Linked DNA regions of Mus musculus: all the other regions are linked to region 3. A link is a loop called in an ENCODE intact Hi-C map of the cell type or tissue named here. Cell type or tissue: gastrocnemius. All regions are shown on one strand. Region 1 holds the start of Mkrn2 (makorin, ring finger protein, 2). Region 2 holds the start of Tsen2 (tRNA splicing endonuclease subunit 2). Region 3 has its middle 5.2 kb from the start of Gm24008. Region 4 overlaps Raf1 (v-raf-leukemia viral oncogene 1).

Region 1 (8,000 bases), 120 kb before region 3:
CATCAAACCCCATAAAAAGTGGATTGAAATAATGTGTCTTAATAAACTTTATTTAATGCACCAGCTTTGTAAACAATTATTTTATATATGCGCTATGTGCACCAACATGAGTTCATGTGCAGCACCCTAATGCAGGTCCCTGAAGAGGTCAGAGGTCATTGACTTCCCTAGAGTTACAGGTTGTTCTGTGCTGCCTGCTGTAGGGGCTGGGAACTGAACCTGGATCCTCTTGAAAAAGTAGTAAGCTCCCCCACCCCCGTGTATCGCTGGCTGTCCTAGAGCTCTGTGGACCAGACTGGCTTCTTAAATCAACTACACTTCTCTTTAATCCTACTCCTGCCCAACTTTATTTTTTTTAGGCAAGGTCTCAAATAGCCCAGGTTAGCCCAAAATGAACTTAAACCCTGCCTCCAACTCTAGAATGCTGAGATTCCAGGTATGCACTACTATACTGGGTACTTTTTGTGTCAACTTGACACAAGCCAGAGTTACTTAGGAAGAGGGAACCTACATTGAGAAAGTGCCTCCACCAGACTGGCAACCTGTAGTGCATTTTCTTGATTGATAATCGATATGGGAGGATCCAGCTCACTATGGGTGGAGCCACCCCGGCTAGTGATCCTGAGTGCTATGAGAAAATGGGCTGAGCAAGCTATAGGAGCAAGCTGGTTCAAGGCAGTCCTCCATGGTTGTGGCTGCACTTCCTGCCTCAAGGTTCCTGCCCTGAGTTCCTGGCCTGACTTCCCTCGGCGATGAAAGGTTGCATAGAACTGTAAGCTAAAATAACCCCTTTCCTTCCCAACTGACTTATAAGCATACATGGTTTTTATCATACCAGTAGAAAAGTAGCTAAGACAACCATCATGCATGGTTTCTGCAGTGCTGGCGTTTCACCTGGGATGTGCACGGAAGGAAAGCACTTTACTGAGCTATACCCTGGCCCTATGAACAAGATTGTTCTCTCACTCTCTATCCCCATATTCTCTCCAATTTTCTTCTCACCCCATCCCCTTCTCATTGAATCCCTTCTTTTTCCTCACAGCCAGACCCCCAGTTACTTTGGGATGTATGTTTTTTTTTTTTTAATTGCCCACTGAGTTTCACTAAGTCTGTTTGCAACAGCATGAATAGGAGTCATTTACTTGAGCATGGGCAAGTTGCTAGTGGCTCTCTCCAGGAACCACTAACTTCTGATTGCTGCCTGTGGAGAGGTGAGTGTCTATGAGTCTCTCCCCCACCCATGACAGGATGCTGATGAACCTAGTATTTTTCTTTTTCTCCTTCAGATAGAGTCTCACTGTGTAGTGGCAGATCTGTATTCACTATGTAGACCAGGCTGCCCTCAAACTCATAGAGACCTGACTACCTCTGCCTCCTGATTTAAAGGATTAATACTAAAGGCATTGTCTTAGTTGCGGTTTTACTGGTATAAACAGACACCATGACCAAGACAACTCTTATAAAGGACAACATTTAGTTGGAGTTGGCTTACAGGTTCAGAGGTTCAGTCCATTATCATCAAGGTGGAAGCATGGCAGCATCCAGGTAGGCATGGTGCAGGAGGACCTGAGAATTCTACATCTTCACCTGAAGGCTGCTAGCAGAATACTGGCTTCCAAGCAGCCAGGATGAGGGTCTTAAAGCACACACCCACCGTGACACACCTCAACAGGACCACACCTTCTAATAGTGCCACTCTCTGGGCCAAGCATATACAAACCATCACATTCCACTCCCTGGCCCCCACTGGCTTGTTCAAACATATGAGCCTATGGAGGACCATACCTAAACATAGCATAATTCAAATACATTTAATCCCACTTCAAAGGTCCCCACAGTCTATAGCAGTCTCAATAATGTTAAAAGTCCAAAGTTCAGAGTCTCTTCTGAGATTCATCCAATCACTTAACTGTCATCTTCAAAGCAAGACTGGAAACCAACTGGGCAAACTCCAAACTGCATCTCCATGGCTGGTGTCAAAGCAGTCTTTGTATCTCCAACACCTTTTTCATCTTTGTTGACAGTAACAAACTTTCTCCTAGTCTGGTTCCACTGCTTTTTAGCAGCTTTCCTCAGCAGATCGACCACAGCTCTGGCATATCAAATATCTTGAGGCAACACGTCAATGTTACAGCTTCTGTTTCAATGCCTGGGATCCACACATGATCTTCTTTGCTCCTCCAAAGGGCTCCAATTGGCACTTTCACCAATGGCCTTCCATGGCCTCTCACAGTGTCAAGCATCAGCTGCTCTTCATGACCCCTTCATGCCTTCAAAACCAGTACCCCCTGGGTGACTCTTACACATTACCAAGTCCAGCTGCAGCATGAGGTACAACCTTGGCTATCTCTGGAACACAGCTTCTTTGTGCTCTCAGAAGACACTTCCCAGAAGATTTCACCTCAGTGATGCTGGCCTCTTCTAAATCACCACTAATTTCTTAGCTCCAGATAACCAGCATCAATTTTCCCAGTAGTCCCTTTAATTCTGGACTCTAAAGCCAGAGCCATGTGGCCAAAGCTGCCAAGTTCTGCTGCTTGCTGGGGCTGGAACATGGCCCCATGTTCTATTACATTATCACTAACTAGCTTTCTGTTTTCTAACTCCTTCACTACCTAACCTTGGCTATCCTGGAACTTGCTCTGTAGACTGACTTTGAACTCAGAGATCTGCATGCTTGTCTCCTAAACACTGGGATTAAAGGTGTGGGCCACCAAACCTGGATTTAAGTTTTTCTTCACCTGCCGGGCGGTGGTGGCACACGCCTTTAATCCCAGCACTTGGGAGGCAGAGGCAAGTGGATTTCCAAGTTCAAGGCCAGCCTGGTCTACAGAGTGAGTTCCAGGACAGCCAGGGCTACACAGAGAAACCCTGTCTCGAAAAACTCCCCCTAAAAAGAAAAAAAAAAGGTTTTTCTCTACCTAGAACTTGCTCTGTTCTAGGCTGGCCTTGAACTCAGAGATCTGCTTGTCTTTGCCTCCTGGGATTAAAGGCTTCTGCTACTGGATCTAAATTTAGCTGGGTGGGATCTTGCCACAAAGTCACCACCCCCTAAATTCAATTTAATATCCTTCAGCTCCATTTCACTTCCTGGTGCCCCTTTAATACTCAAACCATATATTTTTATATTTTTCCATTATCAGCTGGCTGCACTTGTTTAAAATGCTCTTCATGAGGCTTAACCAGAAAACAAAGTCTATGATGGGCTTTTCTGAGGCTTCCTTTGTCAATGCAATCAATCTGTGTCTCTTCACTTTAGCCTCAGGCAGACTCTTCAGACAAGAGCATATTCTTCACCAAAAATACCACAAAAACAGTCTCTAGCCCACAAACTGAAATTCTCCCCTGAAACCTCTTGGGCCAGGTCAGCACAATTCAAATCACTCTCAGTAACAAAGTCTTCCGTATTCCTGCTAGGATAACCCACTAATCCCTTTTTAAAGCATTCCACTGCTTTCCAAATCCAAAGTCCCCAAATCTATATTCTTCCAAACAAAAGCATGGTCAGGCCTAGCACAGGGTTTTACTGCTGTGAATAGACACCATGACCAATACAAGTTTTATAAAGGACAACATTTAATTGGGGCTGGCTTACAGGTTCAGAAGTTCAGTCCATTATCATCAAGGCAGGAACATGGCAGCATCCAGGCAGGCATGGTGCAGGTAGAGCTGAGAGTTCTACATCTTTGTCTTTTTTTTTTTTTTTTTTTTTGAGACAGGGTTTCTCTGTATAGCCCTGGCTGTCCTGGAACTCACTTTGTAGACCAGGCTAGCCTCGAACTCAGAAATCCACCTGCCTCTGCCTCCTGAGTGCTGGGATTAAAGGCGTGAGCCACCACGCCCGGCTCTGCATCTTTGTCTTAAGGCTGCTAGTGGGAGACTCACTTCCAGGCAGCTAGGATGAGGATCTTAATGCCCACACTCACACTAACACACCTACTCTAACAGGGCCACACCTTCAAATAGTGCCATTCTCTGGGCAAGCACATACAAACCATCACAGGCATGCACTACCACAATTGGCCGTGGGCACAGTCTTCTGCAGATCTTTTGTAGGTAGCCACAGCTACTGAGTGTTCCTAAGTCTAAAGCTATGTCATGTCGGGAGACAGCATTCCATGGCACTCTCCCAACCCTCCAGCTTTTACATTCTTTCTCCCCCTTCCATGATATTCTCAGAGCCTTGCTAGCAAGGTCAGGGTATTGGCACACATGTTCTATTTAGAGCTGAGCATTCAGAAGTCCTTACCTGTTTTTACAGTGTACCACCTCTATAAAATGAAAAGAATACCCATAATGTTTCCAGAGTACTATGCTGTTCATTTTTTCTTCTTCTTCTTTTTTAAATTTATTTATTATATGTAAGTACACTGTTGCTGTTTTCAGACACACCAGAAGAGGGCACCAGATCTCATGATCTCATTTCGGCTGGTTGTGAGCCACCATGTGGTTGCTGGGATTTGAACTCAGGATCTTCAGAAGAGCAGTCAGTGCTCTTAACCGTTGAGCCATCTCTCCAGCCCCCTGCTGTTCATTTCTATACAATGCCAACTCAACACAATAAACCAGGAGACACTTTTTCAAAGCTGATAACACAACTGTAGTTTGCAAAAATCCAAATTATATATATGTACATACTGCTTCAGTGTCTGCCTCCAGATTCCTGCCTTGAGTTATGTACGTATGTATGTATGTATGCATGTATGTATGTATGTATGTATGTACACAAAAAGATCAGTACGGGGAGAGGATATTTGGTGTGGATATAATCAAATACATTGTACACATGTATGAAATTATCCAAAAATAAATAAATAAATAAAAATTCTTACTAGAGGATGGCTCAGTGGTTAGGAGCACTGGCTGTTTAGTTGGGGACCAGGGTTCAGTTCCCAGCACCGACATGGTAACTCACAATCGTCTGCAACTCCAGTTTCAGGTGATCTAACTCCCTCTTCTGGCTTGCACCAGCACTGCATTCCACTTGGTGTACAGCCACACATGCAGGCAAAAACACTCATATCATAAAATAAAGATAAATAGTAAAATTACTTTTATCATCATTAACATCATCAATCATCATCATCATCATCTTAAAAGACTGCCTTGAGAGATGGGGGCCGAACCCTAGAAGTAAGGGCCTCGCAGATGATTGGTAAATTCAGTATACTAGACATGCTCAGACCCTTAGCCTCAGAAAGTTGGGATCCGGACTACTAAGGAGTAGGGACCTTCCGGCTCCAGGCCCTGGCGGAACCCATTGTGATGGTGGTTAGGTTTCCGGGCGGCACCTTAGAAGTAGCGCACGAACGAGGGTGGCGCGCGCAGGAGTGACGCGACTCCGCGGGGGGCGGGGCGGGGCGGGGAAGGGCGGGGCGGGGCCGGGCTGGGCCACGGCGCTGGCGGCTCTGAGGTTTCAGTGCGACTCCAGCCCGTGGCCCCGCCGCCATGAGCACCAAGCAGGTCACCTGCAGGTGAGTGCGCGGCCCCTCTGGGCCTTGGGCGCTGCGGGGCAGCCAGGGAGGGAGGCGAGGGGCCGAGGCGGGCGGTGGCGGGGGGCGGACAGCGCGGATAACGCGCAGGAAGGCCGCATAGAGGCTAGAGCGGCAAGAGCTGCTGCAACCGCGACTTGCAGAGAGTGAGCGAGGGCGATTGCGGGGAAACACGGGCAGGTCGCATTTCTTATCCAGCATCACCACTGAGCCTCCGAAGAGTCCCATTTCGAGATGCAGGAAACCGAGGCCACCAGAGGTAAAGCGACACCCATTTAGGAACAGAAAGGCGGCTTGTTAGACGAAGTGGAAAGCAGAAAACTATTCCGTGACTACTATTTTGAAACAAAAATAGTTGGGTTGAGTAGCAACGTACTAACTTGGTGACGAGCTTGTGGCTGTCATTGGGGTCTAGTCCTGTGAGTTTGCATGCTCAGGAGGTGCAGCTTGGGAAGTAAGGCTTGTGAGAATCCCGACTGTGGAAACCCAAATTTCAAAAGGCTCCAAAATCCAATACTCTTAAGATACCTAAATAGAAGGCGGGCGGTGGTGGCGCACGCCTTTAATCCCAGCACTGGGAGGCAGAGGCAGGTGGATCTCAGTTAGTTGAAGCCAGCCTGGTCTATAGAGGGAGTCCAGGACAGCAAAGGCTACACAGAGAACTTTTTCAGGGTATGTGTATAAGCATATGTGAAATGATGAATTCTGTGTTTAGACTCTTGTACTATCCCCAAGACCTTATGTACATGAAAATACTGTAAAGTACAAAAAAAATTAAAGACTCTCCTGAGCCCAAGCTTTTTGGATTAAAGGAGCCTCGGCTTATACAGACTTTAGTTGGTTTCAGTAAATTAAGAAATTGAGATGTAGTTTGGATATGTGGTAAGCATTTAATGACCTTGTTATTTCTCATTAGTGCAGACTCCTAGAACTAATACCTTTATGAAGAGTTCTGTTCGACTTAAGATATTAAGGGTTGAACCATGTACCAAGGTCCCAGGTGGTTTATGTTAAGTAGTAATCAGAAAACTGCAGTTTGTGTATGTCTGTGTGTGTCTGTGTGTATGCATATGCTAGTTTTGTGTTAACTTGACAAAGTTGACATGAGACATCATCATTTGGGAAGAGGGAACCTCTTGGTTGATAACTGATGTGGGAGGACCCAGCTCACTGTGGGTGGTGCCACCTCTGGGCTAGTGGTCCTGGGTGCAGTAAGAAAGGCTGAGCAAGCCAAGAGGGTCAAGCCAGTCAACAGCACTCTCCTTGCTTCTGCATTAGCTCCTGCCTGGAGTCCTGCACTGGCCTCCCATAGTGATGGAGTAAGACACTTAAGTAGAAGATACCTACAAGTCTAAGCTCTCCTCCCAAAGTCGCTTTAGGTCCTGGTGATTTATCACAGCAATGGGAACTTTTCGGCAGTCCTGTAACAGTGCTTGCAGGTCATCGCTACTAGAACGTCTCTGTTGAGGATGAGTGAATGGGTACTTACTCCCTTCCGTCTGCAGGAGGACGTGTTCCTACCACAGTGGCCTTTAAAGCAGACTCAAGCTACTTAGAAAATAACCTCTAAAACTCTGCTTGTTTACAGTTTTGTTGTTTGAGACAGAGTCTCTCTGTGTATATCCTGAAACTCTCTATATGTATCAGGCTGGCCTTGAACTCAGATCTGCCTACCTCTCCTTCCCATGCAAGAATTAATTGCCACCACACCTAGATGGTTTTGTTTTTTTGTTTTGTTTTTTGTTTTTGTTTTTGAGACAGGGTTTCTCTGTATAGCCCTGGCTGTCCTGGAACTCACTCTGTAGACCAGGCTGGCCTCGAACTCAGAAATCCGCCTGCCTCTGCCTCCCGAGTGCTGGGATTAAAGGCGTGCACCACCACTGCCCGACTCCTAGATGCTTTTTAGTTCTACCACTTAAAGGCTTTCCTAAGACACGTGTCTACAAAACCTTCATGTAATGCTTAAGCCCGGCCATTTTGATTCTCCCCCTTTGTACCCGGAGATAGTTTTAGCTCTGTCTCACAAATAAGAGAACCCAAGATGTGGTGCAGGTAAGAGTTGGAATGCTGGGGCTAGATGGGTTGACTAGTGTTTGTGGTCTTCTTTCTGCTGCCTTGTCAAGTCATAGAATGTGTAGTGCTGTATAGTGCTATACCTGGATGAAGCATGTAACGAAGGAAGGCTGTATTTTGACTCTCAGTTTGCAGGTACAGCCCATGACAGAGGGGAAGGCATGGTGGCAGGAGCTTGTTGTAGCTGACCTCATACACTCAGACAGCAAAGAGTGCTGGTGCCGAGGTCACCCTTCCCTTTTTATTCAGTCTTGGGCCCCAGCCTAAGGATCGACACCTCCACACTCAGGATGGGTCTTCCCACCTCTCCCTCACAGTTGTGACAGGAGATTTGTCTCCTCAGTGATCTGCAGTCAGTAGCATCCATCACAACCTTGAGATCTGTCAACTCTATGAACATCTTCCACAGTGAAACGACCTTGGTATTGTCAGGTT
Region 2 (8,000 bases), 170 kb before region 3:
TAGTATACTGCCCAGCCTTGAACTCCCAGCCTCAAAAGATGCTAGCTTCTCAGCTACCATAGTAACTGTGACTATAAATACATACCACCATGTGTGGGTAGGAATTATCTTCAAATAGTCCAATAAGGAGGTTGAGATATGAAGAATATGAAAGAAACAAGATAGCAAAAGTTGGAAATGTGAGAAACATTTTTATGTTTTGTTTTGTTTTGTTTTTATGGACCCCAGGACCTCTGCATGATAGGCAATTGCTCTACAACTAATTCACACCCCAACCTAGGGAAGGGGAGGGTGGGGAGGAAGAAAGGGAGGAAGGGAAGGAAGGAGGGAGGAAGGGGAGGCGGATTTCACTATATAGTCTAGGCTGATCTGGAACTTGCTATGTAGACCAGACTGGTCTTCGATTCATAGAGATCTGGCTGCTTCTTACCAAATGCTAGGATTAAAGGCACTCACCACCACACCTGACAGAAACTTTACCTGCCTGTCTGCATTCTTTGTTTTACATTTTGTTGTTATCTTTTGTGTATTCTTAAACAGTTTCATACAGTGTATCTTGACTACAGCCACCCCCAGCTCTCCCCTCCCATCCCTCTACTTGCCCACACATCCCTTCATCCCTTCCTATCTTCATTCCCTTTGCCCTTTATCTTTTTGGTCATCCATCAAATACAGTCAGTACTGCCGGCTAGAAGGTTAACTGATCTTTCAGGCTTGATCTTGACCACGCCTTATGTAGGTACCCAAGTCTGCTGTGAGTCCGTGAATGCCTTGGGCTCTGTCATGTTCAGAAGACAGCACTCTCCCATCCTCTGGCTCTTGCCTCCTTTCTGCATCACCCTCCTTTTCCATGTTTCCTCAGCCTCGGGCAGGCAAGGGTTAATATAGATACCCCATTTAAAGCTGAGCTCTCAGCAGTCACTTGCCAGCATTTTGACCAGTACTGAGCCTGTGTAGTCACCACAGCCCTCTGCAGAGAGGAGCTTCTCTGGCCAGGGGCGAAGGTAACACTAAGCTGTGGGTATAACCAAAAAAATTGGAAGTAGCTGGGCCTCTTCATTTAACAAGATACTAGTCAGTTTCTCCTCAGGGCCTTTGACTTCCTGAGACTTTAGATCAGGTTTACAATACCAGGCATGAGTTCCCTCCGTCGAACAGCCTCAGAGTCAATCAGTAATGTGGGTTTGCCTCTGTAACCTTCGCACCATTATTGCTCCAGTGGGCACATCTTCCCTGGTAGCATTCAGGGTTCACTGCTGAAAAAAATCTCATATCACACTGAGGTCAAGGGCAGCCTTTTGGGGCAGGTTGCTTCATATCTCATCTCTAAAAAATGGACCTTGTGTTAGAACTTACAGGCAGTGAGCACTGGCAATGCAAAGGCAGGTGTCCCTCCATGAGTTCAAGGCCAATCTGGGCTACAAAGTGAGTTCCAGGCAAACCAAGGCTATACAGTGAGACCTATGTAATCTCAAAAGGAAAACAAACAAACAAACAAACAAACCTTGGGGGTTGCTGTGAGAATTAAGGCGGGATATATTACCCCTTAGCCTTCCTCATTAGACTTAGCCGGGGGATGGGGCGGAATGTATCGTCAGCGGTACAGTGCGCAGGCGTGCTGTGCTAGGACACAGCCAGTCCCTTTTGCGGCTGCGTGCAACTGGTTTTGCGGCCGCACTGCTTGACGGCTGCAGCGCCGCCCCCCGGTTGCCGGGTAACGGTGGGCGCGCGTGGCGGCGAAAGGTAAGACTGAGTAGTCCTGTTTCTCGCGTTCTGTGTCCAGCGTGCGAGCGACTTCAGGCGGGAGCGGGGTGGGAGCTGTGGCTGTCACTCAAGCGCGCATGGGCACAGCGTCCCGAGGGCTGCGGAGCGCTTCGCTCTCGCTGACAGATGCCATCTGCCCCAGCCCCAAGCTGGTCTGCCTTGGCCCTCAGCCCTGCACCTCGGCCCAGGAGCTGTGCAGTGGGGGACACAGATGAAAGTGTGTTTGCAAATGATGAGGAGCCCACGAGGGGCTGAGGATGGGACTCGGTTGGCAGCCTGTTGTCTACTCCTAGCACCGCATCCAACCAAGCTGCTGCCCGCCTGTAATCCCAACTTCCAGAGATGGAAGCGAGAGCATCAAGCTGGTTTTAAGTTTCCTCAGCTACATATCACGTTTGGAGCCAGCCTGGGCTACGTGTGGCCTCATCTCAAAATAATAAATAAATAAATAAATAAATAAATAAATAAATAAATAAAATACATGCTAAGAGACCATGAGTAAGTTTGCCATAAGAGAGGCTTCTTTGACCCCTGATCCAAGAGTGTTGGAAAGTGATATGGACCCACCTTTTACTGTATGCTTTGTGCTTGGATTGACGGTAGAAGCATATAGAGCGGGGTTGGGCTGACCATTGGGTGTCATGGTTCGTGCTTTTAGCTGTAGTACATGGGAGGCTGGGGCAGAAAGATCATAGTTTAAAGCTAGCCAAAGCTGCATAACAAGGCCACGTGTCAGCAAAACCGAAATTTTTAAATGAATATTAGGCTAGCAGATTAAGAGAAGAATGAAGGACAGGCCTTGCTTTTGATGGACAGAAATATGCTTTGTGGTGCTCTGGTGACAGGCATGAGCAGGTTTCTCCTTAACAGTCTTTGCAGATACATTCACACACACACACACACACACACACACACACACACACACACGCTGCAAGCCATTCTTCTCACTTGTACAATGGGAATAAGAATGTGGCTGGGCAGCCGGGCGATAGTGGTGCACGCCTTTAATCCCAGCACTTGGGAGGCAGAGGCAGGCGGATTTCTGAGTTTGAGGCCAGCCTGGTCTACAGAGTGAGTTCCAGGACAGCCAGGGCTACACAGAAAAACCCTGTCTCGAAAAAACAAAAAAGCAAACAAACAAAAAAAAGAATGTGGCTGGGCTGGGACTGTGGCTCCTTTGATAGAGAGTTTTCTTTGAATGATCCAGGCCCTGAGTTCAATTCCCAGCACTAGGAAAAGAAGCAACTAAAAGCCTTTATATCCAGTCCTCCAGACCACCGTCCTGGTCTGGTCTACCCTATACATATGTACCTGGCTGTATGTATCTGCTTTATGACATGTAACGTTCGAGTACTTTGTTCCCCAGGGAGCCAGAAGAGGCTTTCTGATCCCCTGCAGCTAGAGTTGCAGGTGGGCATAAGCCACCATGTGCATGCTGGGAATTGAACCTGGGTCTTTCTTCTGGATGAGTACCTACCAAGCCTCTCTCCATCCCCGTGCGTGGTTATCTTTGACACGCACTTGTCCATTGTTCTAACTTCCTTGGTCCATCTTTCCTTCTGTCTTTATTGACATTCCTGGCTTCATGAGAAGTTTCGTGAACACCTTGGCCAGGGCTTGATGTTTCTGTTATGACCACCGCCACCACGACTGTCATTTTGCAGGTGTTTGCCTGCCTGTGTGTCTTGTCTGTGCTTATCATGCATGCAGTACCCACAGAGGCCAAAAGAGGGCATTGGATCCTTGGGACTGGAGTTACTGATGGGCATGAACTACCCTGTGGATGCGGAGGGTGGAACCTGAATCCTCTAAAAGAGCAGGCAGTGCTCCTGCCACATCGTTTCCTCTTTAATGGTCATGACACCCACCTCCTCAGTAAGCTCCCAGTTTAAGTCATGTGTAGACCTGACCCTAGACAGCTGCAGGTTCAAATCCCCCACCGGCCTGGTGAAGCGTCTGTCAGTTGGAATGTACACACTTGCATGGGCTGTGACTCAGCAATGCTCGGTGCTGGTAGCCGGCCCCAGCTCCGTGTCACATCCAACTCACTTTTGTGTGTATTCCACACTGGTTTTGTCTCCTTGGGTCAGAATAAGTAAGACCCAGAATAAAGAGGTCTTCACATCAGCTTCCTTGGATCCTTCTAGGTAAGTCTCTACCTGGTTGGTAGCTGTGTGGCATCTCACTCAGACCTAGACCACAGTAAACAGATGCAAACCTGTGTCTGAGCAGGAGCCACAGAGAGGGCCTGGGCTCTGGTTCCCACAGCCCTGATGTTAATCCAGTGATGTCATTCACAGGGCCCTTACGGGCCTCACTGACCTGAGTGTTGCCTTGACTGTAAAATGGCATTGCTGGCGCTCACTTCATAACCAGCATCATCAGAGTCTGGGTGATGCCACTCTGCCAGGCCCTGTCCTCTGTGAACCATGGCTGTGAGGAGCTGGGTTTCTACCCCTTTATAGATGAGCTAAAGCCCAGTGTCGGTGGGACTTTTACCAAAGGTTTTCCAGCTAAGATGCAGCAGCTTCCTGATGGTGGTGTGTACACTGCGGTAGCCAGCACACAGGGTAGAATACAGCACGGACAGCCTGGCTTCAGTCCCTGCACACACCCACTGGCGTTTCGTAGGACATAACTGGCCCCTAAATGACAGTGACTCTGCTATGATTCGTGGATTTCCTTCTCCCTGCCCCACACCCCCCCCCCCCCCGAGACAGGGTTTCTCTGTGTAGCCCTGGCTGTCCTGGAGCTCACTTTGTAGACCAGGCTGACCTCGAACTCAGAAATCCATCTGCCTCTGCCTCCTGAGTGCAGGGATTAAAGGTGTGCACCACCACGCCTGGCTCAAAGACAGGAATTCTTAAGGCCTTGGTGTTACCAGCTTCAGTTAAGGTGATGGCACTGGCTTCTTAGAGGTCTTAGCATCTGAGATACCCCCGTGACTGATGTCCTTATTACATGGTGTCTTCTAGTTCATTGTTTCCCCCAGAGACCAGGTCAACCTGGTTCTGATTGTGCTGGCTCTGATGGTCCGTTTTTACTGACTGGTTCCTCTCCTTTGTTCTCTAGAGACCTGTTATCCTTGAAGAATGGCAGAGGCAGTCTTCCGTGCTCCTAAGAGGAAAAGAAGAGTCTATGAGAGTTACGAGTCACCACTGCCCATCCCCTTTGGTCAGGACCAAGGTCCCAGGAAGGAATTCCGAATATTCCAGGCTGAAATGATTAGCAACAATGTGGTGGTGAGGGGCACAGAGGACATGGAGCAGCTGTATGGGAAGGTAAGCCCAGGCCGTTCTGGTTCCTTCCTGGGGACACCCCAAGCAGCCACCTCCTCTTCCAGGTTCCTCCCAGAACCAACTATAAGCAGCAGCTCTGAAACTTCAACTGTAAGCCTGAGAGCTAGACATGCCCAACCACAAACCAAAAACACAGGGTGAAGCGCTGTATAGTAAAGACAGAGAAGTAATTTACAGAAAGATAATGAGTAAAGACTTGACAGTCATCCCTACTGACTCCTGTCCCTTCCCAGAGGTCACTACACAGTGGCATGGGACCCATGAGCCAGGGCCTGTGGAAAGTTCCCCAACATCTCTGCTCTCTCTCTCTCCTTGCTGGCATTTGTTAGACAGGACAACAGATGAGACCCACTCTCCATCTCGTTTTTATTGCTAGGACACTTTAAAAGCCAGCCTGATAGAGAGATGACTCAGCAGTTAAGAGCAGTGACTGCTTTTCCAGATCTGATCCCAGCCCCAATATGGCAGCTCACAGTTATCTGTAATTCTAGTTCCAGATGATTCAATACCCTCTTCTGGCCTCTGAAGGCACCAGGCATATATGGTATACAGATAGACATACATGCAGGCAAACACCCATACACATAAATTAAATATGACTGGTCTTAAAAAGTAATTGATTTTTTTTTTACCTAAACTGATTGAGATGTAGTTTATAGCCATGATGTTCACTCCTTATAAGCATACCTTTAATTCAGTGACATTATAAATTAATGGAGCAGTGTTCTGTCATCAGAATCCAGTGTTAGGGTTTGCTAGTTTGGTTTGGTGCTGGGGTTTGCACTGAGGATCATGTGTTCCACCTCTGAACTGTACCTGCCATCCCCACTGCCATCCCCACCTATGACAGTGAATCCTGCTCCTGCTCCCAGCTCAGGACTATGACAGGCATTCTGCCTCGCTTCTACCTTCTCTAGAGAGTTTACAGTAATGTCAGGGGCCTCAGCCTCGGGGTCCCTGGGGACCTGGTGCATTAAGGCCTCATTGGGTCCTATGTGCCTACAGTTCCCTGCTGAGGCCTTTGTTTGTGACTAAGGTAAAATGAGGCTTTACACATACTGAATAAGTTTTATTCATCTTATTACTATTTGATTTTTTTTCTGTTTATTTATAATCAAAACCAGGAAGATTATGTATTTCGGGGAAAACAGCAGGAGAGAGAGGGACACTTCCTCTCCAGAGTACAGAAGAATCCAAGAATACCTATGTCTGCAGTGGGTATAGCTCTCACTCCCAGGTACACTGTGTTCCTGGGCCACATGTGAGAAAAAGCTGCCCCTGCCTGTCCTAATGCCTTCAGGGATGCCAGACACAGGCCAGGGTAATTTGTCATGAGAAAGACGAGCTGGTGCTGAAAGCTGGAGGGCTGCAGAGATGGATCCGTGGGCAGAGTACACAAGGTCCTAAGTTCAGACCCCAGCCCTATGGGAAATAGTCAACACTGATGGCATGCAGATGTGCACACGTGCACCTGCACACCCACATGTGCATACTGCACCTGCACACCCACATGTTCACACGTGCACCTGCACACCCACATGTACACACGTGCACCTGCACACCCACATGTACACACGTGCACCTGCACACCCACATGTGCACACGTGCACCTGCACACCCACATGTGCACACGTGCACCTGCACACCCAAATGTGCACACTGCACCTGCACACCCACATGTGCACACGTGCACCTGCACACCCACATGTTCACACTCGCACATGAACACCTACACACACTATACGCACTGCAGAGGTGGGGGTGTGATCACTAGGAAATCGGGGAGACGTGAGGCTGTTGAGTAGTGTACCCCACTGCAGCTGGAGCCTAACCACTGAGCAGCGCCCGTGTCTCTTCTTGAAAGGGTTACTTTGGAAAGGGGATTCTTTCCAGAAGCCGTCCAAACTTCACAATCGCCAACCCCACGCTGGCTGCCAGATGGAAAGGTAAGCCGTGTCGCTCTCATTTGGTGCTTACGAGTCCTGGGGACATGGTAAGTTCTGAAAGAGAGGCAACACTGACAATGAAGAGCAGAGCAGCTACAAGAATTTGCATCAAAACAGCTACTTGTTCTGTTTAGCTTGACTTTTTTTTTTTTTTTTTTTGACTGTCTCACTACTTAGCCCAGGCTGGCCTTGAACTCAGAGTCTCCCATCTGCCAGCAGATCAGGCAAAAGGATCTTTTCTAGTTCTTGGAAATGCGTTGCACCTTCCTTCTGGAATGGTTAGAAGCCTTTACACATATAGGGCCTTGATTCCAATCCTTTGCCCCTCAAAGACAGGAAAACTATTAATCAAGCTTTTTGTTACACTTTGCCTGGTAGGATGCTGTGTGTAGGAACTTCTCCCTGCCTGTGCTGCTGTCAAAAGGAGCTCGTTGGTTCAGAGGTAGAATTTACAATAACCATGGCATTGTTAAACCGATTTATTAACATGGGCCTGGTGGTGGGCAACTTGGTGGATAAAAGTGCTTATCACCAATCCTTATGACCTGAGTTAGATCTCCCAGATGAACTGTGTTAAGAGTTTGTATGTGTGTGAAATATACATATATTTATATATACATATATTGTTATATATTTATAGATGAAGGGGTTTGTTCATATATATATATTTATATGATTTATTAGAGTGGCTTACAGGCTGTGGTCCAGTAGTCCAACAGTGGCTGTCCGTCTCCTTATAGGAAGTCCAAGAATCCAATAGTCCTTCAGTCCACAATACTGGATGTCTTAGCTGGTCTTTAGCAACCTTGGAACCCTGAGGAAGTAGGCTCTAACGCCAGTGAAGGAATGCCACAGCAGCGGGGTAGATGAACTGGAAAGTGAGGGCAAGCAGGCAAAAAGCGAAAGCTTCCTTCTTCTGGGTCCTTTTTATGTGGGCTGCCATCAAAAGGAATGGCCCAGATTTAGAGTGGGTCTTCCTACCTCAAATGAC
Region 3 (8,000 bases):
GGTTGAGAGATGAGAGGAGAGAGAGAGAGAGAGAGAGAGAGAGAGAGAGAGAGAGAGAGGCCAGTTATGAGCATGGGGGGGGCAAGGAGACAGAGCAAGAGCAGATTTTTAATTTTTTTTAAAGATTTTTTATGTATATGAATTTTTTACCTGTGCCGCGTAAATTCTTGGTGCTCACAGAGGTCAGAAGCGAATGTCAGATCCCCTGGAGCTAGAGAGGTGGGGAGGGTCATGAGCTGCCTGCCACATGGTGCTGGGAATTAAACCCAGAGCTTCATGAATGCTAGGCAAGCGCTTTGTCCACAAACCACATCCCCAGGCCCCAGGATAACGTAAAAAGACGGATTTTTATGTATGTATCTCTGCGCGTGCCACATGTATGCAGGTGCCCACAGAGGCCCTGTTGGAACTCCCTGAGCTGGAGTTAGAGGAACTCATGAGCGGGCCCAACGTGGCTTCTGGGAACTGAATTCTGGTTCCACAAGATCAGTATGGACTCTCTCTCTCTCTCTCTTTTTTTAATTCTCTTATTTACTCACTTTACATATTGATCTTGAGCCCCACCCCTCCTCCCAGTCCCACCCTTCCAAATCCCTTCCCCCACTAGCCCATCTCCTTCTCAGAAAAGGGGAAACCCCCATTGGGTACCACCCCACCCTGGGATATCCTGTCCCAGTAGGCCCTAAGCACATGGTGTGCCACTGAGACCCAACCAGGCAGTCCATTAGCAGGAAGGACATCCAGTGGTAGGCAACAGCCAGAGACAGCCTCCTCTCTGATTGTTAGGGGACCCGCATGAAGACCTCGGTGCATTTCTGCTACAAATGTGTATGGGTCCTGGTTCAGCACTTGCATGCTGTTTGGTTGATAGTTTAGTCTGTGAGCCCCCATGGGTCCAAGGTAGTTGACTCTGGAGTCCCACATCTCTGTCTCTCTGTCTCTGTCTCTCAGTCTCTCTCTCTCTCTCTGACTCCCTCTCTGCTTCAGGTCAGGGGACATCATAAAGAAAACTGGCATCAATATTGTCATGTGTACCTTTTGCCACATTTCCAATTATGTCTGAAGCACAGTTGCTGGATCACAGAAGGACGTCTGGAGATAGGATCGCCTGCAAGTCCAACGGACTTCAAACTTGATTTGATGCTAAGGGTAGCCTTGAACTTCTGCGTCTTGTCTACACCTACCAAGTGCTGGGATTACAGGTACACATCACCACACTGTCTAGGAGAGCCATTCTATGGCTCCTGCTAGTGGCAGCCAGACTGCTTTCTCAGAGTGAGGCCCCAACACAATTGTAAGTTCCTCCCTAACAGCAAGCTCTTATTTAAAGTGGTTTTCTTCACTTGCTAGAGAAATTACTCCCTCCCCAAAGTTTTAACATTAATTTATCTGGTTATTAGAGACAATAAACAGCTTCATACCTTTAAAAAAATAAGCTTTTAAAATAAGAATAAAAATGATGATAGGTTGGGCATACCTTTAATCCCAGCACTCAGGAGACAGAGCAGGCAGGTCTTTGTGAATTCAAGGCCAGCCTGGTCTATACAGTGTGTCCCAAGCCAGTCAGAGCTACAAAGTAAGACGCTGTCTCAAAATATAAAATAAATTAAAATATGGTTTTAAATATTTCTTTTATACATTGGATTGGGGAAGACATTTGCATGTCATCCTGTTTAGTCTCCATGCATCTCCGGTGTTATTTTTTTCCTCTTTCTCTTACAGACTTATTTTGTTGTTAATTACATGTAGATCAGCATGTAGGGAAATGGAGACATGCATGTAGTGGTGATGTGTTTATTAAAAGATAAAGAGGGGGGATATGTTTTATGGCTGTGTGGTGAGGTGTGGGGGAAGGAGCCATCGCAGGGCCCATGCTGAGGCATCCCTTCCTCCTGAGGGACCAGCTATAGCACCATAGTATAGAAAAGAGTTTATTCAGGATATGGGGAAGGGAGTTAGGGTAGTAGAGGTGGAGAAAGGCAGAGAGAGAGGGGAGGGGAGGGGAGAGGAGGAGAGGAGGGGAGTAGAGACTGGCCATGAGGAGGACTGAGCAGGAGCAGGAAGGCAAGAGCAAGAGAGAGCAAGAGAGAAAGGAGGGGGCAAGCAGCCCCCTTTATAGAGTGTCAGACATACCTGGCAATCCAGGTAACTGTGGGGCAGAGCTTAGACAGAATGCTAACAGTGGGCATCCAAAAGATCCCCTCAGAGGCCAGAAATGTGCTTTGGCTCTCTGTAGCTGGCGTTGCAGGCTGCTCTGAACTGTACGGTGTGTGTGCTGAGTACCCTGTGCAGGAGTTTAACTGTGATCCATTTCTCAATTTCTTTCTCCATTTGTTAGCCAGATTTCTGCTTCTTTGACAGTTCTGTAGAGAACCAAATTAAAAAGAGGAAAGCTTCGTTCTGGCTCATGGCTTCAGACATTTGGGTTTGTGGTGAGGACAAACATGGAAGCTGGAGCCAAAGGAGGCCGGTTGCCGAGTGAGTGCAAGAGAGGCAGGAGAGGGCTGGAGCTGGGCGGCAGAGTCCACGGAATCCAAACTTTCCTTCCAGGGTCAGGGGCCCTTGGGAGATCACGGAGGTAAACAAGAGGTCACCTTCTGGGAAAGCAGAAACTTGCGAGAATCTGGAAGGTCTTTCTCCAGCTTTCCAGAAGGAATAAACAGCTGTTGGAACAGACTCTGAGCAGCCCAGCTGCAGAGAGGAGATATCTTGGATCTGTCAGCTGCCTGCATGGTGTACAGAGCGCTTCAGGGTTGCTGCTTTTGTGAGTCGTCACTCTGTTTGGGGCTTTTTGGTGATGCAGCTGTTTTTGAGCCACACCTGGTACTGTAAATAACCCCTCACCCACACTCCTGTTAGCAGACCAATAAAATCTCACTAGTTTAACCAAGTTGGACCTTGGTGTGGATGTTTCTTGGTTCTGTCATGGGGTTGGTTCCCTTTCTGAGAGAACAGATGTGTGTGTGTGTGTGTGTGTGTGTGTGTGTGTGTGTGTGTGTGTGTGTGTGTTTGTCTCCCCAGGAAGTCTATCACACACAAAGACTGGTTCCCTTTCTGAGAGAACAGATGTGTGTGTGTGTGTGTGTGTGTGTGTGTGTTGTGTCTCCCCAGTAAGTCTATCACACACAAAGACTGGTCCAACCAGTCCCTTTGAGGACGTGCACCCAATGATCTCACAGCTATTCAGGTAAGCCCCGCCTCTTAAAGGTCTCAGCACCTCCTGCTAGTGCCACAGGGCCAGCCAAGATCCGGGCAGCAACGCCCCGCACATTCTACCACGGAGCCCCAGCCCAGCCGCTTCACAGTGGATTCTTCCTGTGTTATTACTATTCCACAGGATTTGCCTAATACTTATTTACCCAATACTTATCTGTTAAAATAACAAACCTAAGAATGGTCATTGCAACCCAAATCTTTCTGTTTTTACAACCTGAAGTCTCAGCATGCTCCAGGCAAACTCCCTCCTTCCCATGCCTTAATTGCCTCTTCATTTGAGGGAAACACCAGGGGGTTTGGAGTCCTACGGAAAAGATCAGGGAAGAAAGGCGATCCAGGGCTCAGCACCCCAGCCCTGCCGATCTGACCTCGTGTTCAGGAGTACTCCACTTTCCCACAAAAGGTCAAGGACGCTCAAGACTCAACAGAAGGCTCCAGGTGCCAGGAGCGAGCCTTGCCCCAAGCAGGTGCAGAGCTGAAATCCATCGACTGAATCTTAGAAACTTCCTGCTCAATGTTTTTCTCTGTTGCTAGGAAACCTGGTTTCCTTAGCTGGTCACCGGTTAGCACCCCCTCTTGTGTCCAGAAGAGCAAAGTTCATGGTTTCAAACTTACTCCCTCCACTTCCCTCCACTTCCCTCCTCTCTCTCTCTCTCTCTCTCTCTCTCTCTCTCTCTCTCTCTCTCTCTCTCTCTCTCTCCCTTTTCTCCCTCTGTTTCTTTCCTTCTCTGACTTTCCCTCTCTGTCACACACACACACATGGGCGCGCGTGTACATGTGGATGCAGGCGGCCTCAGAGACCACACATGTTGGATCTTCCTGGAACTGGAGTTGCAGGTCACTGTGAGCAGCTCAATGTAGGTGTGGGGAACAGAACCCGGGTTCCCTGGAAGAGCAACATGCACACTTAATCACTAACTCATCTCTCTACTTAATTTTTATCATGGAATACGTAGAAAAGTATCCAGAAGTCTGGCATGCCTTTAATCCCAGCACTCAGTTTTCAGAGACAAGAGGATTTGAGTCTGAGGACAACCTGTGCTACCTGTAGATTCTGTATCTTAAAAACTAAAGAAATGAGAGGGGCTTGGTGGCCCTTGGGAGGCAGAGGCAGAGGCAGAGGCAGAGGCAGAGGCAGAGGCAGAGGCAGAGGCAGAGGCAGAGGCAGAGGCAGAGGCAGAGGCAGAGGCAGAGGCAGAGGCAGAGGCAGAGGCAGAGGCAGAGGAGGCAGAGGCAGAGGCAGAGGCAGAGGCAGAGGCAGAGGCAGAGACAGGTGGGTCTCTGTCAGTTCAAGGGCAGCAGCCTAGTCTATAAATCGAGTCCAGGACAGCCAGGGCTTTGTTACAGAGAAACCCTGTCTAGAAAAACTAAACTAAACAAACAAACAAAAAACAAAGACAGAGGACTTTGCCACTCCCTTATTCAATCAGACATTGACTGCCCAGGAAATCATACATCTCCCGGATCTGCAGGGCTGTGCCTGCATTCTTTTTGCTTTGTGCTTAATTATCAGAATACATATTTAAAAATGGGAAGTTTGTGTAAATAAAGTCACACATTTCATTCAATCTAATGTTTATGGGCACTGGAGAGAAGGCTCGGCCATTGAGAGTGATTACGGATCTTGCAGAGGCCCAGAGTTCAATCCTCAGCACCCACTGGGTGGTTTGCTCACTACTGCCAGGAACTCCAGTCCCAGGGGATCTGACACCCTCTTCTGACTTCTGAAGGTACCGGGCACTCATGTATACATACTTCCACACAGACACACACATAATTTTAAAAAATTAAAATGATCTATCACACTATGTTTGTGAGGTTCATCAATGCTATTACATGAAAATGTGCTTTCTCATTTTCTTTTAAAATTAATAATTAGTATGTGAATGTATGATGTGGGGATTCAGCTGTCCACGCCACAGCGTAGACATGGAGGTCAGAGGGCTATGCCACGGAATTGTTTCTCTCCTCCCACCGTGTGGTTCCTGGGGATGGAATTCAGTTTTGCTAGGCCTGGGTGCTAAGCTCTCTTACCTGCTAAGTCATCTCGCTGGCACTGCTGTATAATATTTCAGTACATGACTATACAATAATTTCATTCTGCTCAGGGACATTTGGACTACTTTCAGATTGGGGCTGTCTTGCACAGCGCTGCTTCGAGTCTTCTGTCTTCCCTTATGCTCTGTTGCATGAGGCTGTGCTTCTCTCTTGGGTATCGATGTGACAGTGTATCTAGGTATACCTAGACAGTGTATCTCTGGCTGGCTGTACTAGATAATGCCAGAGAGTTTTCCAGAGTGGCTGAACAAATGCCTGGCTGATCCTGCCCAGCACACTGTTCATTCCCACTGCTCCACTCAGCAACATTTTGTATCACCAGATAGTAATTGTCACCTCTCTTGAGGGTGTGTAGCCCATGGTCATTTTAATGATTCCATATAATACAGTATATTAAGTATGTGTCTTCGAGTTTTATTGTTGTGAAGAGACACCATGACCAAGGCAATTGGAGCTGGCTTACAGTTTCAGAGGTTTAGTCCATTATCATCATGGTGGGAAGCATGGCAGGGTTCAGGCAGACCTGGTGCTGGAGGAGCTGGAGAGTTCTGCATCTTGATCTGAAGGCAGCAAAAAGACTGTCTTCCACACTGGGCTGAGCTTGAGCATATATAACCTCAAAACCCCCACCCCCACAGTGACATACTTCCTCCAACAAGGCCACACCTCCTGATAGTGCCACTCACTATGACCGAGCATTCAAATACATGAGTCTATAGGGGCCAAGCCTATTCAAACCCCCACAGCATGCCTTCACACATTTGTCAGTTGTCTGACTTTCATCTGAACTGAAATGTCTATCAAGAGGTGGAAGTTTAGCTCAGTGACAGAGCAATTGCCTAGCAGGTACAAGGACCCGGATTCAGTCATCGGCTCTGAAAAGAAAAGGAAAACTTACGCACAAAAACAAATGAACAAGCAGAAACAAAAAAAATGAATCAAGGAACATTGTTTAAGTTCATAAAAATTAATTTGTCAAGTGTGGTACTCCCATACTCTGGAGGCAGAGACAAGCAGATCTCTGTGAGTTAGAGGCCAGCCTGGTGCTCATGGTGAGACCTAGTCTCAAAAAAGGTGCTTATGCTGGGCGGTGGTGGCGCACACCTTTAACCCTAGCACTTGGGAGGCAGAGGCAGGCAGATTTCTGAATTCGAGACCAGCCTGGTCTACAGAGTGAGTTCCAGGACATCCAGGGCTACACAGAGAAACCCTGTCTCAACAAAACAAAACAAAACAAAACAAAACAAAAGGTGCTTATTAATTTTTGTTGTTCTTCTTCGTGGGGTTTTTGTTTCTTTGGTGTTTGGTTGGTTTGGTTTACACATGTGTGCTTCTGTGGAGGTGTCTGTGTGTGCTGTATGTACAGGCTAGAGGCAGGGCATCCTCCTTTCTTGCTTTCTACATTTTCAGTTTGTCTCTGACAGGGTCTCTTGATATAGCCCTAGAACTCACAAAGATCTGCCTGCCCCTGACTTCCCAGAAATCACAGGCCCACACTGCCATGACAGCTTTATTTAGTTTAAAATTTTTTATTTGCTGTGTGTCTTAGGGTTTCTAACTGTATGACAGAACACCTTGATCAAAAACACCTCCCTGGAAATGGCTTATTCAGCTTACACTTCCATATCACTGCTCATCATTGAAGTAAGTCATGACAGGAACTCAAACTGGGCAGGAACCTGGAGGCAGGAGCTGTTGCAGAAGCCATGGATGAGTGCTGCTTACTGGGTTGCTCCTCATGGTTTACTCAGTCTGCTTTCTTATAGGACCCAGAATGGCCACTTCAGGAATAGCACCACCCACAGTGGGCTGGAACCTCTAATTAAGAAAATGTCCTACAGCTGGATCTTATGGAGGCATTTTCTCAACTGAGGTTCCCTCCTTTCAGATAACTCTAGCTTATGTTAAATTAACTTAATACTAGCCGGGTGGTGGTGTCGCACACTTTTAATCTCAGAACCCAAGCGACAGAGGCAGGCTAATCTCTGAGTTTGAGGCCAGCCTGGTCTACAGAAAGAGTTTCAGGATGGTAAGGACTATACAGAGAAGCCCTGTCTTGAACCAAACAAGGCATAAGACCAGTCAGATGCTAGGTGTGGTGGTGGTGTACATCTTTAATTGGAACACTCAGAAGGCAGAGGCAGGTGGATCTCTTGAGTTCAAGAGCAGCATGGTCTTTATTGAGTTCCAGAACAGCCGGGCTACATATCAGAGAGACCCTGTCTTTAAAAACAAGATCCTTCTTTCTCTCTTTCTTTTTCTCTCTTTCTCTCTTCCCTTCTTTAACTTTTTATTGGTTCTTTGTGAATTTCACATCATGCACCCTAATCTACTCGCCTTCCCCTCCCCTCATACCTGCTTTCCAGTCTCGCAACTTCCCCACCAACAGAGAAAAAGAAAAGTCTCCTCGTTGTGGAAGTTGAAGTGTGTCACAATGTGTCCCACAGTAAACCCTTCTGTCTACCCTGATAACAAATGTTCATTGCAGTGATTCATTGGTCTGGTATGAGGCCTCTGGCTTGCTTCTGCTACTCCAGCAATACTGGATCCTCACTGGGGCTCCTCTCGGACATCCTGTTGTTGCCCTGTGTCATGGAGAGCTGTAGTGTTGGATCTGTAGGATCAGCTCCTTCATGCACCCCATCAGTTCATCAACGGGGTAGATGTTGGGGTGGGCCAATTCAAAGCCCTGGATCTGGGCCAGGGCGGTATCTGAGCAACCTGTC
Region 4 (8,000 bases), 96 kb before region 3:
CCTGGCTTTCTTACAGACAAGGATGTGGCTACAGATAGGGTTGGGCCGCGGCCCACCCCATAGGGGCAGCTCCTGGAAGACAGATTCAGCACGTGGGAGGCTGCCAAAGGTGGAGCACCGCGCTTGGAAAGCCATCCACACAGGACACCTTAGACACAGTTTGTCCACAAAGTTCTGTAGTACCAAAGCAGGCTCCCCCAGGTGGCCAGGACTCCATGTGCAAAACTGGCACTGCACCACTGTCCATATAGGCTCAAGGAGCCAAGTTCCCAATTGCATGTCCCTGCAGCAGCCGGAGTGCCCTACCTTCTCCAAGGCCACTTGCCCTACAAATACTCAGCTGACTTGTATACCTCTGGAGCTGAGCAGGCTTTCTTGGTGGACAGCTTCCATTTCCAGGGCAGGAGGGGTAGAAAAGAAGGCAATATGAAGTTAAGGCCCTGTGAGTAGTCTAGGTCCTTAGCAGCAGCAGCTTTTCCAAAAACATGCATTCTGCCCCCAAGGAAACAGAAAGTGGTGCCTGCTGACTCTTCTTCGTCCCCTGGTGGCCTAAGAACAGCTACATCATCAGCTAGAAGACTGGTAGCCTTGGGGATGTAGTCAGCGTGCAAGCATTGATGTCCTCAGTGTGAGCTGCCCGATGCAGGGAAGGCTCAGAGGCGCTCCTGTTGATTTTCGGCAGAGAGTGCTGAAGCAGCTCGATGGAAGACAGGATCTGAAACAAGGCCCCACGTGGTCTCATTAGTTGGAAACTTGGTATCTCCCCAACCATACCAAGAGCTTGTGGAGGTCCTCTCTCCACCGACCCAATCCTGGCCCACATTTACATCCTTAGAATGTTATATTTCAACTGAGCTCTCTAACCTGGGGAAACAAAGGTCTCTCTTCTTTGACTTTCTTCACACAGTCAGCCACCAACCTCTTCATTGCCTTGGGGCAGTTCTTGTAGAGCCTGCTGAGATCAGGGGATGCATACCCACGGCCTACCATGAAGATGATCTAAAGAAGAAACAGTTGAACAAAGGAGTCTGTGAAGGAGAGTCCCAGGACTAAGTAGCCCCTCACTGTGTCGCCCGGCCATGCAGATCACCTGGTCTCGGTTGTTGATGTGGGCGTAGGGAAGCTCCCCAGCCATCAGCTCGTACAGCACGATGCCGTACGAGTACACGTCGGACTGGAAGCTGAACGGGTTGTCATCCTGCATCCGGATTACTTCTGGGGCCTGTAAGGATGAAGTGTGTTAATCCCTAGGGAATGACCTCCAGAGACATTGAGGAACCAGGCTATTTTAACTAGTCAGGAAGGAAGTTCAAGTCCTTAGCCCAGGGTAGCTCCTCCCACAAAACCCCACAGGCGCTGGCCTCTGTTGCTTTGCCAGGATATGCGGTTTTGCCTTAAGCTAACTGACACCACAGATCAACCAGACCCCCATGGCTGTGCAGAAATGCTGTCAAATTTTGCACCCTACTCTGGCCCAGTAATTCCATCATGTTGTGTGGGGCCAGCTTCCTCACCATCCACAGCACAGAGCCAGTGGGCTGTTCAACCTGCTGAGAACCACTCCAGCGTGACTTCACTGTTGCCAAACCAAAATCTCCAATTTTCACCGTGAGGCCTTCATGGAGAAATATATCTCGATGCTTGTTAAGGAGACTGACAGTTTATACTGTTTATAACAGTGCTTCTGGCCTCCTTCACTTCACTACTAAATCTTTCAGGAGACAGGGAACGATGGCATGCGCACACTCAATTACAGGGCCCCACACTGCTTATCCCCTCTGCCTACATTTGGTACTCAGGTTTACCACCCAACTGGTCTACATTGTGACTTCTGTCAGCTTACTGCTAGGTAACAGGCAATTTTGGTCTGATTTGTGACCTGCTGATTTATTGGAATTCAAGCCTTAAATCTTGGCCCAGTGCTTAGCTGCCGAAAAAGAATGACCTCAAGAAAGGAGGTCATGGCCACCGAATAAGCATAGCTCATTGGCCATGCAGAACAGCTGAGTTTAACCACCCTGCCATGTGCCATCTTACAGCATGAAAGGTGCAGTTGGTAAGGAGATGCTATTTCTAACAGTGGCCTCTAGGCTGACTTCTGTACATTTAACAGAAAGTAGCCATTTTGAAATTTCTGGAATTCTGGGATACTGGTTCTAAGATGCTAATTCCAGGAGACCTTAAGAAATATTGTGTCCTTTGAGTTAAAAATAGGAGGTCAGGTGATTAGTGGAATTTTGGTTGAAGTCTGACTCACAATAGTTACAGTGGGCCTTCAAACTGTTTCCCCTGGGAAAAGCTAAATGGAAGCCTTTAGCAGGGTCTCTGCCAGGGATGGGAACCAAAAGTGTCACATCCCTGGCAGAATTGCAGCAATCAGTGCTACCATCAAAGACTTGAAAGATGCAGGGGTGGTGATTCATGGCCAGTACAGAAGACAGATGGACTGTAAAAAGTGACAGGCTATACCAGATGTGGTGTCCTTACTTGAGCAATTAGCATACTTCCTGATATACGATGTGTAGCTACTGACCTAGCAAATGCCTTTTTCTTTGGTATCTGTCCATAAGGACCACCAGAAGCAATTGCTTTTGATTAGAAAGATCAACAGTAAACCTTTAACTCTCCAGCCTTGTGTCATAACTTAGTTTGAAGGGATCTTGTTCATGTCTCTTCTACAAAATATCACATTGGTCTACTATATGGCTGACATTATGCTGGTCTGAAAAGTGAGCAGGAGGCAGCAATCACTTATGACTTGTTGGTATTAGATACATGCATCAGATACTTTCCCATCTGTATGCAGGCTTACACCTTCCATAGGCTCAATAGAAATAGATGCAATAACCTTCTCAAGCTATATTCTGGATAATCTAACCAGGCTGAGTTCAAGTCTATTTCAAGTGTGTATCGCCTCAGAAGGAATTATTTCCAGATCACTGTTGGTTAAAAAAAATAATAATAAAACCTTAAGGAACTCTCATGATCACCATGTTTGGCTTCTCAACTATATTTCTATTTTCCTTTAAAAGTCCCCTTCTCCCCATTCTGGCACCATGAACCATGTGTGCAAAAAGGCCCTTTTGGGTCCTTAAGCTGAGAACTCAATACCAAAGGATACTGTTGGATTTCATGTCTCTGTGGATGATGTTCTTTGCATGCAAATAGCTGTGAAGGAGAAAAATCACTCAGTTAACCACCTCACTGCCCTTCAGCTAACTGGTGGGTAGCACTGTGCTCTGCATATTGAAACTTGGATTTGCTCTGCAAACCAAGCCAGGCATTTCACCTCACATTCTGCCTATCCAAGACAAACCCAGAAGTGGGAAGGCAGATTGTCAGAGGCCGGGGATGGCTGTGAGCTGGATTTTTTTCTGGGCGGTAAGAACACAGAATGTAGTAATAGGATACAGAAAAGCCCCCAAGCCATACACTTCCAAAATAATTTGTATGGTATTTGAATTGTACCTGTGCTGCTTATGATTTAGAGTTCTGTATGAATTTTTTTGTTCTTTAGTTTTTCGAGACAAGGTTTCTATTTAGTCCTGCCTGTCCTAGAACTTGCTCTATAGACTATACTGGCCTTAAACTCAGAGATGCAACTTGCCTCTTGAATGCTGGGATTAAAGATATGCACCACCTATCTGGCTTCTGCATGACTTTAAGACAGAACGAAGCACTTATTTTGTAACACACCAACTACAGTCACCTGGCTGTAAGCACTAAGGAGCTCTGCACCCTCACCATAAGGGCACTTGGGAAACAAAGCTAAAGAGCACTGCCTGGTGGTCACCTGGTCACTCCACACCATGGGAGCAGAGACCCTAGAGATGACCTTTGAAAGAAAATGGATAATCAAAAGAGACAGTTTGGGTGTCAGGCAGCTTACAACTGATTCCAGCCCCAGGGGGACTCCTGAATACTGGCACTCATACCTACACAAAGATCCACATAAATATACATAATTTTAAAAAAATTTTTTGAATTGTAATTGAGAAAAGTGCCGGTGAGGAAAGGGTATCTCCCTGTAGGCCATGGCTGAGTGGACGGTCAGGCTGATGAGAAACGGGAACTCCGGACTTCCCATCCATGAATATCTGCTGTCAAAGAGCCACTCGATCCAGTCCCACAAAAGCAGCTCAAGGGTTCAAGCCACAAGGACTCACCAAACCGTGTACTTACTCCATTCCCTGAGCTGTCTGTCGGGCAATGTCAATTAGCTGGAACATCTGGAATTTGGTCTCCTGGACATGCAGGTGTTTGTAGAGACTGCTGCCTTCACACCACTGAGTCACAATCGCCAGGTTGTCCTTTGTCATGTACCCCATGAACAGCAGGATGTTAACATGCCGTGTTTTGCTAAGGGGAGGAGGGGAGCACAGCTGTGAGACCATCCTTTGTCCACCTCCACGCTAGCTAGCCTTGCTTACAGAGAATGCACTTTGCACAGTCTGTCCAGCTCATCCCTACTAATCTAAGAGTGATTCCGTGACTACACTGAGGGTTTGAGCTCCAGAGCAAAGCAGATTAGCTATAAAAGATGCTATTAGCTATAAAAAGAAATAAAGGTTCAAAACAATCTCACTACCACAAACCAAACCCCATAGAGCTGTACAGAGAAGGGGTGTGTCCATGAAAAGGGCTCTTCTGGCTTCCAGCACATATATACACTGGAGGAGGACCGTCCCTTAAAACCTTAAAACCCACAGCAGGTGCTGACCTGCACAGCCTGGCCCTAGCTAACCCTGCTGTCCAGGGACTAGGCTCACCGCAAAACAGCCACCTCGTTCCTGAAGGCCTGAAGTTGCTCTGGAGTTGGGTCAACCACCTTTAGGATCTTTACTGCAACATCTCCTGCAAATTAATTTGTAGTCATACTTGTTATATAGTCTTTGTTTCTCAAATACCTTAGGATCTATGTGCATCTTACCTTGTTTTCTTTTGTTTTGTTTGAGGCAGGTTCTCACTGGGACCCAGGACTCATTGACTAGGGTTAACCAGTGAGCCCCTTTCTACCTCCCCAGTACTGAGAATGCAAGTCAGTACAACCACAGCTGAATGTTTATGTAACTGCTGGGGCTTGAATTCAGATCCTCATGTTTGGATGGAAAGCTCTTTTTACCAACTAAGCCACCTCCCAGCTTTTCAAAAAACCCTAATTCTAAGGAAGATAGGGAGTCACTTTTCAAAGAACATATATGCAGGTAGAACAAATATGCCAACTAATATACATCAAGTGGGTGAGACGCTTCAATGCTACTCATACCCATGGAGGCCTTCAACAAGCGCATATCCACTTGAGCGTCAAGGTAGGTCATATGAGCTAGCTCTACAGCTTTACCCTGTGAAGATAAAAGTAGTGCCGAGGCCATGGGTAGCCCACCAAATACAAAGTGATGAGGAGGCAGGCCCTTCTCAAGTTGAAAGGGGTTCTTTACCAGTGGGAGCAATAGGGATACTGAAACCTTGCTGCGTTGCAGCGTGTACGTACAACTACTGAACTTATTCTGCAGAGAGGAAGTAGAAATAGAGGTCCTATCTTCTAAATAGAGAACTAGAACAGGGAGGTAAGTAGACCCACAATCCTGTCTTTTAGTAGTGGCAGCAATCCAAGCAACCTCTCTATATCCTCAGAAACACCCAGGAGTCAGCTTGCTTTCAGAGATAGTTAGAAGTCTCATTCAAATATGTTTTATATAGAAGTATTAACAATAATAAACTTGGAACCTTGTAAAGATCCCAGTTTGGGGACAAGGTTAGGGAAAGGCGTTGAGACAATGTTTCATCCTGTAGTCCTAGAACCCTAAACCAGGCTGACCTTGAACTCTCAGAGAACTCATCTCTGCCTCCCAAGTATGCCACCACTTCCCTGCAAGGACTTTAAATTTTCATAAGGCTGGCTAGAAACAGAGGCGGGGGCCAGCCTAGGCTACATACCAACACCTTGTCTAAAAAAACCAGTCGGTTACCCATGGCAGCAATGATCAAAGTCTGAGTCAGTTGTGAACAATGGTAAAGGCAGGGTTCCCAGGAGGTCCCTGTCTTGACCCCTGTGAGCTCCAGATTATCATCTGTACCTGACCTGACAGCTGACATGTCCCAGCACCGAAGGAAGGCACAGGCTGCTGGAGAGAATGCAGCTCATCTGAGTGAAAGAGAAGCAGTGCTGAAGCCACCAGTCCAGCACAGTGGCCAGAAACCATGTGTGCCCCAGGGGCTGCACTGGCCAAGGAAGGAAGATTGCTGCACGGCTGTGAAGTCTGAGACAAGATAGTAGCTGGGCTCAAAGACTACTGAGAAGTGAGGAGTGTATGGAGGTAGTGGACTGTAAGCACTAGGAGGAATATTAGAAAGGATAGTCTAGACTGCATCAGAAACAAAAGTAAGGAGTCTTGTGGACATGTAACTGAGCACTCGTAGAACAGAAGAGCTAGAGAAGAATTTGGTGCAATAGCCCAGGTGAGGGCAGGCTTGGAGTTACAATGGCAAACAAACTGGGAGGGCTTGGGGTCGAGGTGAGAGATGGGTGAGGGGGTCAGGTCAACTTAAGTGGTGAGGCCAGGAAAATGGTTGGTCGCCAGGTGCCTGCAAAGGCAAAACTTACAGGCGGGCTATGATAGCAGGAGGGAGGCTGGAGGTGATACTAAGCAACCCTTCAAGAACAGGCTCTGTTCACGGCCCACTGCAGTGACAGCATTCCTCTGCAGACCAAGAGACAGGCCAGCAGGGCATTACTTAACAGTTCTCAGTCACTCTAAGAGTCACTAACCAACTCTCTGATCTATGCTGTTAAGAAATCAACTGTTCATACGACGACTCAGGCAAAGCAAAAACCCATATAATGATGTGCACCGAGAGAAGTAGATGCTGTTGTTTCCAGAGGAATTTGGATGTCTGCACACTTTATGCTCAGAACTTGTCTCCATCTCTGCCCCATTATCTATAAAGGTTATCAGCACCATGTCTGAACTGGGGGGTGCAACATCAAGAAACTTTATAAGCACATACAAGAAACCCCTACTTTTACTGCTAACATCCTAAATCCAGGTGTTAAAAACCTGGTATGGAAATGGTTAAGTATGTTGCCAAATGATTCAAGCTACAACTACAGAGTTTAAGCTCAAATCTTCCTTCTGAGAGATCAAGTATTCCCCCTGGCACAGGAAGAGATAGCTACAATTAAATCTGGGGCCCAAAGAGAGACACTGGTCAGGAAGTGTCCAGTTTTCCTGCACTAAGATGATCAGGAGCAGACAGCTCCTCCTTGTACCTGTTATAAGGTCCCTTCCAGCTGTTGGTGTCAAGAGTACACTTCACCCAAAGCAGCAGACATCTGCTCATGAAGAAGCATGTTCCATGAGCACCACTAATATTTCACTCCAGGGCTAATACTTGTTTACTGGTTTCTAAGCACCACGGGGATTTTATTATACCAATTAAAATAACGTAAGGTTAAAATGCTGTGAAATTTCAAAATTGATTTGATTGCCAGGTATGATCAAGAACCCATCCAGAAGGCCACCATAAACCAAGAAACCTTCTCTGCTGGAACCTAACCACCAGGGCCCTGCAGCTGGAACCAGGCCCCAAACTCACCATGCCACTTGCCCTTGTACACAGTGCCAAAGGAACCTGACCCGATCCGAGTAGACAGCATCACCTCACTGGCTTCTATTTCCCAGTAATAACTCGAGTCTCTCTGCCCACGAGGCCTCTGAAACAAGTGGAGATCATTCATAAGCCATGCTTTCAAAGAGAGGCTCATCCTAGCCCCATCTGTTCCTGCTTCCTTTAAAGATGGCACTGTCACTGCAGCTACACTTTCTGTCTTTGAGGTGCCAGTTTACTGAGCTGTAGCCGAATGGCAACGTATAGGATACGAAGGTGCCAGGGAGCACTGGCATTCATTTCCCTGTAATATATTTTACTAGGTTCCCACCCCCAAATATTTAATTTGCAAGAGTTTATCTTGATTGATCCCTGAGTGACTCAATAAAGTA

Evidence for each region. A loop is a pair of places that touch in the nucleus more often than their neighbours do. Peaks named below come from ENCODE experiments on the same cell type or tissue, not always from the same donor. Only the 100,000 strongest peaks of a DNase experiment are listed, where the experiment ranks them.
Region 1: it touches region 3 in a loop (2.6-fold over the local background); 2 of 42 quality-filtered maps call a loop at or near these places.
Region 2: a loop joins it to region 3, with 3 times the contacts of the local background. A loop is called at or near these places in 3 of 42 quality-filtered maps.
Region 4: it touches region 3 in a loop (2.1-fold over the local background); 4 of 42 quality-filtered maps call a loop at or near these places.

The regions. Positions count from the first base shown.
Region 1 is chr6:115,596,540-115,604,539 of GRCm38, forward strand. Mkrn2 (makorin, ring finger protein, 2) reads left to right here and starts at 5,399. Exons shown (of 8, transcript NM_023290.3): 1 at 5,399-5,474. The coding sequence starts at 5,449. In gastrocnemius, CTCF peaks have their summits at 4,420 (motif pointing right) and 4,999 (motif pointing left); DNase peaks (open chromatin) are centred at 4,955 and 5,327; H3K4me3 peaks cover 1,909 bases; H3K27ac peaks cover 1,499 bases.
Region 2 is chr6:115,542,986-115,550,985 of GRCm38, forward strand. Tsen2 (tRNA splicing endonuclease subunit 2) reads left to right here and starts at 1,706. Exons shown (of 12, transcript NM_199033.2): 1 at 1,706-1,743; 2 at 4,837-5,045; 3 at 6,928-7,009. The coding sequence starts at 4,857. Gm36355 (a long non-coding RNA gene) reads right to left here and starts at 1,662. Exons shown (of 7, transcript XR_869382.3): 1 at 1,357-1,662; 2 at 1,132-1,256. In gastrocnemius, a CTCF peak has its summit at 3,494 (motif pointing right); DNase peaks (open chromatin) are centred at 1,742 and 3,491; H3K4me3 peaks cover 1,560 bases; H3K27ac peaks cover 1,251 bases.
Region 3 is chr6:115,714,677-115,722,676 of GRCm38, forward strand. No RefSeq gene overlaps it. Among named protein-coding and RNA genes, the nearest start is that of Gm24008, 5.2 kb to the right of the region's middle. In gastrocnemius, a CTCF peak has its summit at 3,799; no DNase peak of the experiment used is centred here; H3K4me3 peaks cover 1,754 bases; H3K27ac peaks cover 2,637 bases.
Region 4 is chr6:115,618,695-115,626,694 of GRCm38, forward strand. It overlaps Raf1 (v-raf-leukemia viral oncogene 1), which reads right to left. Exons shown (of 17, transcript NM_029780.4): 10 at 7,597-7,714; 11 at 4,770-4,854; 12 at 4,183-4,359; 13 at 3,122-3,168; 14 at 1,515-1,633; 15 at 1,091-1,222; 16 at 865-999; 17 at 1-715. The coding sequence ends at 572. It also overlaps a transcript of Mkrn2 not described here. Among named protein-coding and RNA genes, the nearest start is that of Mkrn2, 21 kb to the left of the region's middle. In gastrocnemius, a CTCF peak has its summit at 7,555; no DNase peak of the experiment used is centred here; H3K27ac peaks cover 2,826 bases.